Regions from separate parts of the Homo sapiens genome. Here region 2 is linked to region 1. Evidence: read pairs that join two places in POLR2A ChIA-PET (ENCODE). Cell type or tissue: PC-9. All regions are shown on one strand. Each heading gives the region's core, and the rest is flanking DNA. Links, peaks and the distances in the headings are about the cores only.

Region 1 (5,000 bases), core at 1-5,000:
GAGGCTGAGGCAGGAGAATGGCATGAACCCAGGAGGCGGAGCTTGCAGTGAGCTGAGATCGCGCCACTGCACTCCAGCCTGGGTGACAGAGCAAGACTCTCAAAAAAAAAAAAAAAAAAAGAACACATCCATGTGTTATGAAGCGTTCCTATAAACTGAAAAGGAAAGAAACTACAAACTAATGGAAAAAGGAAATAAAAAAATTTACAAGAGGTCCCAAAGTCCAATAAAACGAAGGAAAGATGCTCCATCTCACTAGCATTCAAAGTTACATAATTTTTTTTAAATAATAGGGCATCAGCCAGGCCCAGTGGCTCACGCCTGTAATCCCAGCACTTTGGGAGGCCGAGGCAGAGGATCACGAGGTTAGCAGTTCGAGACCAGCCTGACCAACATGCTGAAACCCTGTCTCTACTAAAAATACAAAAAAAAATTAGCCAGGCGTGGTGGCGCGTGCCTGTAATTCCAGCTGTTTGGGAGACTGAGGCAGGAGAATCGCTTGAACCCAGGAGGCAGAGGTTGCAGTGAGCAGAGATTGAGCCACCACACTCCAGCCTGGGTGACAGAGGGAGACTCCATCTCAAAAAATAAAATAAAATAAAAATAATAGGGCATCATTTTGGCCTACCAGACTGGTAGAAATTTTTTCTTTTGGATAGACTCTCATCTCATGCTGTCACTCAGTCTGGAGTGCAGCGGCATGATCTCGGCTCACTGCAACCTCCGCCTCCCAGGTTCAAGAGAGTCTCCTGCCTTAGCTTCCCAAATAGCTGGGATTACAGGCGCCAGCCACCACACCCAGCTAATTTTTGTATTTTTAGTAGAGACGGGGTTTCATCATGTTGGCCAGGCTGGTCTCGAACCCCTGACCTCAGGTGATCCACCCGCCTCGGCCTCCCAAAATGCTGGGATTACAGGCGTGAGCCACCACACCTGGCCAGACTGGTAGAAAATTTTTTAAATCACAATATACCCAGTGTTAGGGTGTTATGGTTTGAATGTGTCCCTCCGAAGTTCGTTGTGTTGGAAATTTAATCCCCCATGCAACAGTGTTGAAAGGTAGGACCTTTAAGAGGTGATTCAGTCCCAATGAATGAATTAATGCCACTTGCTTGGGATTGGGATTGGGATTGGGAGTGTGTTCTGAGTCTGCACCCCTTCACCTCTCTCTCACACAGTCATGCTCTCTTGCCTTTCTACCTTCCTCCATGGGATGACACGGCAAGAAGGCCCTTGCCAGATGTGGGCCCCTCAACCTCAAACTTCTCAGCTTCCAGAACTGTACTAAGTCTCTGTTCTTTTTATAAAGTACCCAGTCCCAGGTATTCTGTTATAGAAGCACAAAACAAGCTAAACCAGAAAACTGGTACTGAGAAGCTGAGAAGAAGGGCTGTGGCTGTTAAGTACCTGAAAATGTGGAAGCAGATTTGGAACTGGGTAATGGGTAGAGGTTGGAAGAATCTGGAGGAGTGGGCTAGAAAAAGCCTAGACTCCTTGCCACCCCCGCCTCAGAGAACACTTTCCCTCCTCTCATGTCCCTGCTTGTTGTAATAAACCTGGCTCATCTAGTCACCTGATGCCCACGGTGTTACCTGTGCTGACTACTGGTGAAGGCTGTCCTCTCTGCACGATCTCTGACCTGAATTACTAATAAACCCCTTTAACTTCTCTCAGACAAAAACTGAAAACAAAGGAAGACTGTGGTAGAGACTGACCCATAATTTGAAAGGCTCAGAAATGAGAAAAGCATTGTTAAGACACAGTCATAATTAAAAGTTGAGGGAAAAAACGGAGAAAATTGACTGCCAGGGCCAAACAGGTAGCAGAATTGAGTGAAGCAGATCAAGTGTAAGATACCAGAGAGTCGTGGGGACAGAACTGGAGGATGGGCAACTCCTCTAACTGAGGCAGCCACTATTTAATTGTTCCCATGTAGAAATCGTGGTAATATTACATGGCCTAATGTTACCACGTCTTCTAGTTTTTTCCAAGAAAAGCTAGAAATCGAGATTTTTCATGAGAAGTCTATTTTTGAAATGTTGGCAACTAACTCAAGGTCTTTACAGAATGACTGAAGATTAGAGACCTAAGGACATCTAAAAAGACTCATTTAGAAAGTCGTTGAAAATTCCTTCATGGTAACCCCAAGTTTAAATGTATCGGCAAAAGTCTACTATAGACTAAAAATAAAATTCTAAGCTCCCCAGCCACCTGAACCAAGGGGACCCCAGAGTGACCTTGAAAACTGAGTTCTTGGCCACGTCAGGATGGGAGGTCAGATGCCTTCTCAAAACCCTTGCTCACTAACTGCCTGTAGGCGTTCTTCCCTAAGGGCTAAACAGCAACCAGCCCTTTCAAAAGACTACTGCTGCTGTCATCCAACCCAACTGCCTGACTGCTGCCCCTCTCTTTGGCCACTTTGAAATGGTCAACCAGCATTCCTTCCTGATGAGACCACAGAACAGGGAGTGGTTCTGGCCAGTCTCCGAAAGATGTGGGTTTTTGTGTCCTCTGCTTCACCTTTTGATGTCAGAGGGCCAAAACCTCCACCCTTGGATCATGCTAACACTGCCATTTTTTTATACATGGGACCTATGATGGGATGTGAAGCTCAACTGCACACATACACAGTTCGCCCTTCATAAATATTCATGATGACTCCTATAGCTTATTAAATATGTATGTTCACCCACCTGGCTGAGCATAAATTCCTCCTCCTTTTGCCCCTCCTTCAAAGTGTCTGTTGTTGACTTCTAGCAGGAGGCTGTGCTTCCCAGCCTGTTAGAATGGCCACCCTGCAGGCTCAACCCTGTCTGAGAAAGCAAGCTCTCCTTTCCTAATTTATGAACCTCGTCATTCTTCAGTTGACAATACATTGTATAACACCACACACACACACACACACACACACACCCAACACAAACCCCATCTTCAAAAAGGGGGTGGGAAGCAAAAATACTGATACAGTCCATTTTGCATTAGCTTGATACTTGCCCATCTGAAGTGTGTCCTCTGAATGCAGTTCTAGAATGGGGCTGGATAGGGGAGGCTTGCATCTATGGGAAGATGGGAAAGAGGAGAAAAATGAGTCTATTTGCTCCTCAATTTACTCATGAGCTCATTTACTGCACAAATGCAGACACTCACTACCAAAATGGCAAATATATATTTGCTATTGTTCAAAGCAGGGGCCCCTCTAAAAAGGGCTTCAGTTTAATTACTTTTGACCCTAAGCACATACGGTAAAACTTCAGTGGACACAGGTCTCAGGTGACATTGGCTAAGCATTACACTCAGCATTTGATGTCCAAATCACAAACTGATCATGAAGTATTTAGACTTAGAAATAGCTAAAGATAACCTAACAAGAATTTTTCAAATGTTCCAATGTTTTTTTGGGCCATCTCTAGTTTGCTGCCTATTCTCAATCAAACTTTTAAAGATACTTGTTATTTGTAACAGGTAGCCAGAAGAATTGACTCTTACACAAACTTGAAGTTCAGTAACATTTATGTGGGAACTACCCCAATCCAGAATAGGCAAAAAATCAGAAATCAGACACGCGTCAATATCCCAACAACCATAATCAAACACCAACACACTTTCTGTCCCCGGAAACCATCTCTGGACTTAACCTAGAGCCAGTTACTCTTATTCCACTCAGAGTTCTAACCAGCCAGTACTTTGCAGTTCCCAGAGCATCAGAATTGCCATTTATCACTTAAAAAGCATATTTAATATAAAATTAAATATATCAGGAAAGGGTGATCCATTATTTTCATGGATCTAGAAAAAATAAAGCTTGAAAATTATTTCCACTTTATAAGGATCAGACTTTTCTAAAGGACAGCTGAAACACTTAATGTTTACTCACATTTTTTTCAATATAAGAATTAGGGTTTTATTTAAATGACTAATTTAAAAGGGGGGATGGGGAGGGACTGTAGTTAAAACTATTAAGATGCGGGCCAGGCACAGTGGCTCACGCCTGTAATCCCAGCACTTTGAGAGGCCAAGGCAGGCAGATCACCTGAGGTCGGGAGTTCAAGACCAGCCCGACCAAAATGGAGAAAACCCGTCTCTACTAAAAATACAAAATTAGCCAGGCATGGTGGCACATGTCTGGAATCCCAGCTACTTGGGAGGCTGAGGCAGGAGAATCGCTTGCACCTAGGAGGCGGAGGTTGCGGTGAGCTGAGATCGTGCCATTGCACTCCAGCCTGGGCAACAAGAGCAAAACTCCGTCTCAAAAAAAAAAAAAAAAAAAAAAAAAAAACCAGAAAACTATGAAGATGCCTTGATCTTGAGCTTGAAGTCACAGTTTGAATCTCAGCTCCACCCTTTCCTAGATAAAAGACTTTGGGCAAATTAACTTCTTTAAGCCTCAGTTTCCTTATCTGCAAAAAGGGGATAACAGCAGCACTTAATTCATGAGTGTGCTGTAAGGACTGAATGAAAACAATCCAAGTGAAGCACTTAACATGGTACTAGGCTATGAAAGCTCTCAGCACACATTAGCAAACCTGTCATCTGCAACTCTGTAAACTCCTTGATACTAGACTCGGAATGGCCCCCATAATATGTCATCTATAATAACTAACTTCAGTCTTCCATTCATTCATTCATATACACAAAAACCCACTTACTGCACATCTATTCTGGACCAGGTAACCTACTTTTTTTTTTTTTTTTTTTTTTTGAGACAGTCTTGCTCTGTCACCCAGGCTGGACTGCAGTGGTGTGATCATAGCTCACTGCAGCCTCGACCTCCTGGGCTCAAGTGATCCTTCTATCTCAGCCTCCCAAGTAGCTGAGACTATAGATGCACCCAACATGCCTAGCTAATTTTTGTATTTTTAGTAGAGACGAGGTTTCACCATGTTGCCTGGGCTGGTCTCGAACTCCTGGGCTCAAGCAATCCACCAGCCTTGGCCTTCCAAAGTGCTGGGATTACAGGCATAAGCCACTGTGCCTGGGCAAGGCCAGGTAACTTTCTACAT
Region 2 (5,648 bases), core at 362-5,361, 630 kb after region 1:
ACCCATGGTAAAATTTAATTCTAGCAACTTTGAGCATTCCTTTACCCTATGAATCAGTAATTCTATTCTTGATTCTATACCCGAGGTAAAATTTAACTATACTTGCACAAGAATTCATGGAAGCTGTCTTTTTAAGACAAAAATCTGGAAAGCTTGGCATGGTGACACATACCTATAGTCCCAGCTACTCAGGAGGCTGATGCAGGAGGATTGCGTGAGCCCGGGAGGCCACCACTGCACTCCAGCCTGGGTGCCCAGAGGGAGACCCTGTCTCAAAAAAAAAAAAAAAGGCTGGGCATGGTAGCTCGTGCCTGTAACTGTAATCCCAGCACTTTGGGATGCCAAGGCAGGAGGAGGATTACTTGAGCTCAGGAGTTCTACATTAGTTTGGGCAACATGGTGAAATCCTATCTCTACAAAAAATGCAAAAATTAGCCAGGCGTGGTGGTGCTCACCTGTAGTCCCAGTTATTTGTGAGGCTGCAGTGGGATGATTGCTGGAGCCCAGAAGGCTGAAGGTGCAGTGAACTATGATAATCCCACTGCACTCTAGTCTGGGTGCCAGAGTGATACCTAGTCTCAAAAAAAAAAAAAAAAAAAAAAGCTGGAAACAACCCAAACACCCATCAACAAGAAAAGATTGTTGTTGTGGTCTATCCAGATAATGGGATATCATACAGCAGTGAAATAAATGAAATATAGCTACATGTAATAATATGGTGGTGAAATCTTTTTAGCTCATCTGGGTCCACAAAGCAAGTATCCAAAGATGACATAACTTTTTAATGAATTTCAAAGACGCATAAAACTGAGCAATACATTATTTAGCTAGGCATACCTCTTTTTAATTTAATTTTTTTTTTTTTTAGAGACAGAGTCTCGCTCTGTTGCCCTGGGTTCAAACAATCTTCCTGACTCAGCCTCCTGAGTAGCTAGGACCCACTCAGTTAACTAATTTTTTTTTTTTTTTTTTTTTTTTTTAGAGACAGGGTCCCACTACGTTGCCCAGAATGGTCTTGAACTCCTGGCCTCAGGGGATCCTCCTGTCTTGGCTTCTGGAAGTGCTGGGATTACAAGCAAGAGCCATGGCACTTAGACCTTAATACTTCTTTTAAAAGGGTGACTAAACAACACAAAATTCAGGGGCTGGGCATGGTGGCTCACACCTGTAATCCCAGCACTTTGGGAGGCTGAGGCAGGCGAATCTCTAGAGGTCAGGAGTTCGAGACCAGCCTGGCCAAAATAGTGAAACCCTGTCTCTACTGAAAATACAAAAATCAGTGGGGTGTGGTGGTGCTTGCCTGTAATCCTAGCTACTCCGGAGGATGAGGCAGGAGAATCACTTGAACCCGGAAGGCAGAGGCTGCAGTGAGCTGAGATCGCACCACTGCACTCCAGCCTGGGTGGCAGAGTGAGACTCTGTATCAAAAAAAAAAAAAAAAAAAAAAAGGCCGGGCGCGGTGGCTCATGCCTGTAATCCCAGCAGTTTGGGAAGCCGAAGCGGGCAGATCACCTGAGGTCGGGAGTTCAAGACCAGCCTGACCAACATGGAGAAACCCCGTCTCTACTAAAAATACAAAATTAGCTGGGCATGGTGGCACATGCCTGCAATCCCAGCTACTTGGGAGGCTGAGGCAGGAGAATCATTTAACCCCCCAGGAGGCAGAGGTTGTGGTGAGCTGAGATCGTGCCACTGCACTCCAGCCCGGGCAACAAGAGCGAAACTATGTCTCAAAAACAAACAAACAAACAAACCCCCACCAAACAAACAAAATTCAGGATGGTGATTACCTCTGAGATGGAAAGATGAGATAGGAGGAAACCATCCGATCCCTCCATGTCCCCTCCCAGAGATGTGAGTTGTTGGTAATGATGTTGTTCTTGGGTGAGTGAGTGAGTTCACAAGTGTTCATTATTTTACTATAAATAAATAAAGAAAAAATAATTAAACTAACAGAGAGTCATGCCTAGGGCAATGATGATGAGGTGTTACGACATTAGGATTATGATTAATTCATTTATGTTTTCCTGAGTTTCCTTCTCTCCCCCCCTCCACGAACCGACTGCCAGCAAAGCATCTTATAAACATTCAGACAGAAAAATGTAGTTCCTTTCAAAGAAACAATAATTAGGCTAGCTCCCTAAATCTAGTTAAGATTAGATTACTCTGATTAGATTAATCCAGATTAAATTTGGCTGATCTAGTTATTTACGGTTATGGCATTAGCTGGTGGTGTTTGTGTGTGTGTGTGTGTGTGTGTGTGTGTGTGTTTGTTTTTTGAGACAGGGTCTTGCTGTGTTGCCCAGGATGGAGTGCAGTGGCACAACCACAGCTTTCTGCAGCCTCAACCTCCTCGGCTCAAGCGATCCTTCTGCCTCAGCCTCCTGTGTAGCTGGGACCACAGGCACGTGCCACCACTCCTGGCTAATTTTTAAATTTTTTGTACGGGTGGGGTCTCACTATATTGCCCAGGCTGGTCTCAAACTCCTGGGCTCAAGTGATCCTCCTACCTCTGCTTCCCAAAGTGCTGGGATTCCAGGCCTGAGCCACTGTGCCCAGCAGCATTAGCTGTTTTTTCACTTAATGCCATAACCACAAATAAAACCCATTTTTTCCTTCTGCTTTAATAAGTTGGTTCTAGTTTCCTTGCATTAGGATCAGACCAGGGACTTGGCCATCAGACTTCAGGTGATGTGGGGGCCTGGAGTGAGGTATGCCATCAGTGACCTTCCATTATCTCATGTCCTCTAGCTTCATTCCACCCCATCACAGTGGGACTCAGAGGCTAGGAATGCTCTGGAAAGGTGGAGCCTCATAAAAGTGTCCGGCGTGTGGCCATTACATGTAGACAGGCATGCCAGTTTTGCTTTTTCTAGGAATTCAAGGCTTCAAGTAAACATGAAGGAGGGGCAGAAATGGGAGTGTTACTTGTGCCAGAGCCAAGGCAAAACAAAAGAACCTCCAAGAAGCTGCTTGGCTCTTGGGTGAATGTGACCTACTCATTCATTCCTCCAAATATGAAATACGTCATGAGTGCCAATGTGTGACAAGCCCTGAGAGGGAGCCAGGCAATCGGTGGTGATAAGATCAAAGCCCCTGCCTGCAGGGAGTTTTCAAAAAGTAAAGGGAGTCATGTCATTTTAGAGGCTGGGCTTGAATCCTGGCTCCAACACTTGCTGTGTGACCTTGGGAAAGTTATACAACTTCTCTGGCCCGTGGTTTTCTCCACGGTCAGCTTCACCGGCCCTGTGTGACTATTCAGAAGGGCTCTGTGCTTCAGTTAATGTTCTACTGTCACTGTCTTGACCTTCTTTAGAGCAGTTTAAACACTGGGGGCCAGGTACAGTGGCTCACGCCTGTAATCCCAGCGCTTTGGGAGGCCAAGGCTGGCGGATTACTTGAGGTCCGGAGTTCAAGACCAGCCTGACCAACATGGTGAAACCCCCATCTCTATTAAAAATACAAAAATTAGCCGGGCGTGGTGGTGTGCGCCTGTAATCCCAGCTACTTGGGAGGCTGAGGCAGGAGAATTGCATGAACCTGGGAGGCGGAGGTTGCAGTGAGCTGAGATTGCACCCACTGCACTCCAGTCTGGGTGACAGAATGAGACTCCGTCTCAGAAAAAAAAAATTTTTTTAAACATGTTTTTATTTTACTCTGAGTCCCTCAAATTATGTAGCTGGATTCGGTTTCTTGATTTGTGAAACAGGGCTAAAATAGTCCCTTCCTAGAAACAAAGTAGAATGGTGGTTTCCAGGGACTGGCAGTGAGGGGTGGGGAAGAAGGAAATGGGGAAATGGTATTCAAAAAATACAGAGTTTCAGTTTTGCAAGACAAAAATTCCTAGAGATCTGTTGCACAACAGTGTCAATATACTTAATACTACTGAACTGTGCACTTAAAAATGGTTGCGAGAATAAATTTTATGTTATGTGTAAAAAAATGATATGAAAGATAACAAAAGTACCTTCCTCATACAGCTGTTTTTGTTTTGTTTTGTTTTGTTTTTGAGACAAGATCTCATTCTGTCACCCAGGCTGGAGTACAGTGGCACAACCACAGCTCACTGCAGCCTTGACCTCCTGGGCTTAGGTGATCCTCCCACCTCAGCCTCCCAAGTGGCTGGGACTACAGGCTCATGCCACCACACCCAGCTAATTTTTTTTTTAGTAGAGATGGGATCTCACTATGTTGCCCAGGCTGGTTTCAAACTCCTGAGTTCAAGCTATCCTCCCACCTGTGCTGAGATTACAGGCATAAGCCACCATGCTCAGTCCTTCATAGAGTTTTTAAGGCAATTTAATGATCGTGCCTGGTACACAAGCACCACTTAGGGGTTGTTTGGGACATAAATTCATGTGGCATGTTTCTCTGAAGTGCTTCCAACTTGGTAAACCTAACACCAACAAAACAACACCTGCTTGCATTTACCATGCATTTTCTGTTCACCATACCCTGAGCCAAACACTTTTTACTGCACTGAATTCTTAAATCTTCCCAGCAACACTGTGAATCCATCCCAATATTATCCCATTTTATAGATGACGCAATGAAGTTTAGAGAGTTGAGGTCACACAGGAGCCATCATTTAAAATGGATGTGAGCTGGATGTGGTGGCTCATGCCTGTAATACCAGTGCTTTAGGATGCCGAGGTTGGGGGATTGTTTGACATCAGTTCAAGACCAGTCTGGGCAATAAGGTGAGATGCTGTCTCTACAACAACAACAACAACAAAAAAGTTACATTATAAAAACAAAACTAAACCAGAGACCAGGCACAGTGGCTCACACCTGTAATCCTAGCACTTTGGGAAGCCAAAGTGCTTGAGCCCAGGAGTTTGAGAACAGCCTGGGCAACAGTGAGACCCCATTCCCACAAAAAATACAAAAATTAGCTGGATGTGTTGGTGCATGTCTGTAGTCCCAGCTACTCGGGAGACGGAGGTGGGAGGATCGCTTGAGCCCAGGAGGTGGAGGTTGCAATGAGCTCTGATCTTGCCACTGCACTCTAGCCTGGGTGACAGAGTGAGACTCTGTCTCAAACAAACAAACAAACAAACAAAACAACATCAAAACCTCCAAGAAAACGGGATGTGTCTTGCCAGGGAGAGCAGTGTCTCCCCCACTCCACCAACTCTATTTTCCTGCATGTGGCTAACATTTCCCGTGGAGAACAGGAGCAGAGCTGGCCCTCTGTAAACAGACCAACATATCCCCTTGCGACAGTGAGTCTCCTATTATCTTTGTTTTTATCTTGTCTCAGCTTTGAGATAAGATTCCCAGAGGGCACAGACCTTGTCTGCCTCACCTGTGTCTTCCCTAAGCTCGTGGCAGGGGTTGGGGAATTATTTGTGGGGCCCCAGAATGACTCTTGATAAGTGGTTCTGTCTGGCTTCCGCAGCAGTGACAAGCTTGATAGATTAAAGCAGAGTGCTGGCCTGGAGTCTCCCCTCGCACTGCTGAACCTCCCTGGACGAAGTGCAGACGGGGAAGCCTTCGCTCATCTGGGTCATCTCTCAGGCTTTGTGAGTGATGCTGCCAGCAAATATCTGCCCCGCCCTCCTCTCCCCAACTCTGCAACCGGGGTTGCTGGTCCTATAGGCCTGGTGCTGTACTACAGGCTTAACAGGTACTATCTCACTTATCCT

Evidence for each region. ChIA-PET counts read pairs that join two places held together with the same protein. Peaks named below come from ENCODE experiments on the same cell type or tissue, not always from the same donor. Only the 100,000 strongest peaks of a DNase experiment are listed, where the experiment ranks them.
Region 2: POLR2A ChIA-PET joins it to region 1 with 18 read pairs; 1 of 35 experiments calls an interaction of 5 or more read pairs at or near these places.

What each region holds. Positions count from the first base shown.
Region 1 is chr16:25,149,610-25,154,609 of GRCh38, reverse strand. LCMT1 (leucine carboxyl methyltransferase 1) reads right to left here. Exons shown (of 11, transcript NM_016309.3): 5 at 2,995-3,056. Among named protein-coding and RNA genes, the nearest start is that of LCMT1-AS2, 3.1 kb to the right of the region's middle. In PC-9, for the core only: no CTCF peak of the experiment used is centred there; a DNase peak (open chromatin) is centred at 2,419; H3K27ac peaks cover 2,798 bases.
Region 2 is chr16:24,523,624-24,529,271 of GRCh38, reverse strand. No RefSeq gene overlaps it. Among named protein-coding and RNA genes, the nearest start is that of RBBP6, 13 kb to the left of the region's middle. In PC-9, for the core only: no CTCF peak of the experiment used is centred there; DNase peaks (open chromatin) are centred at 2,901 and 3,861.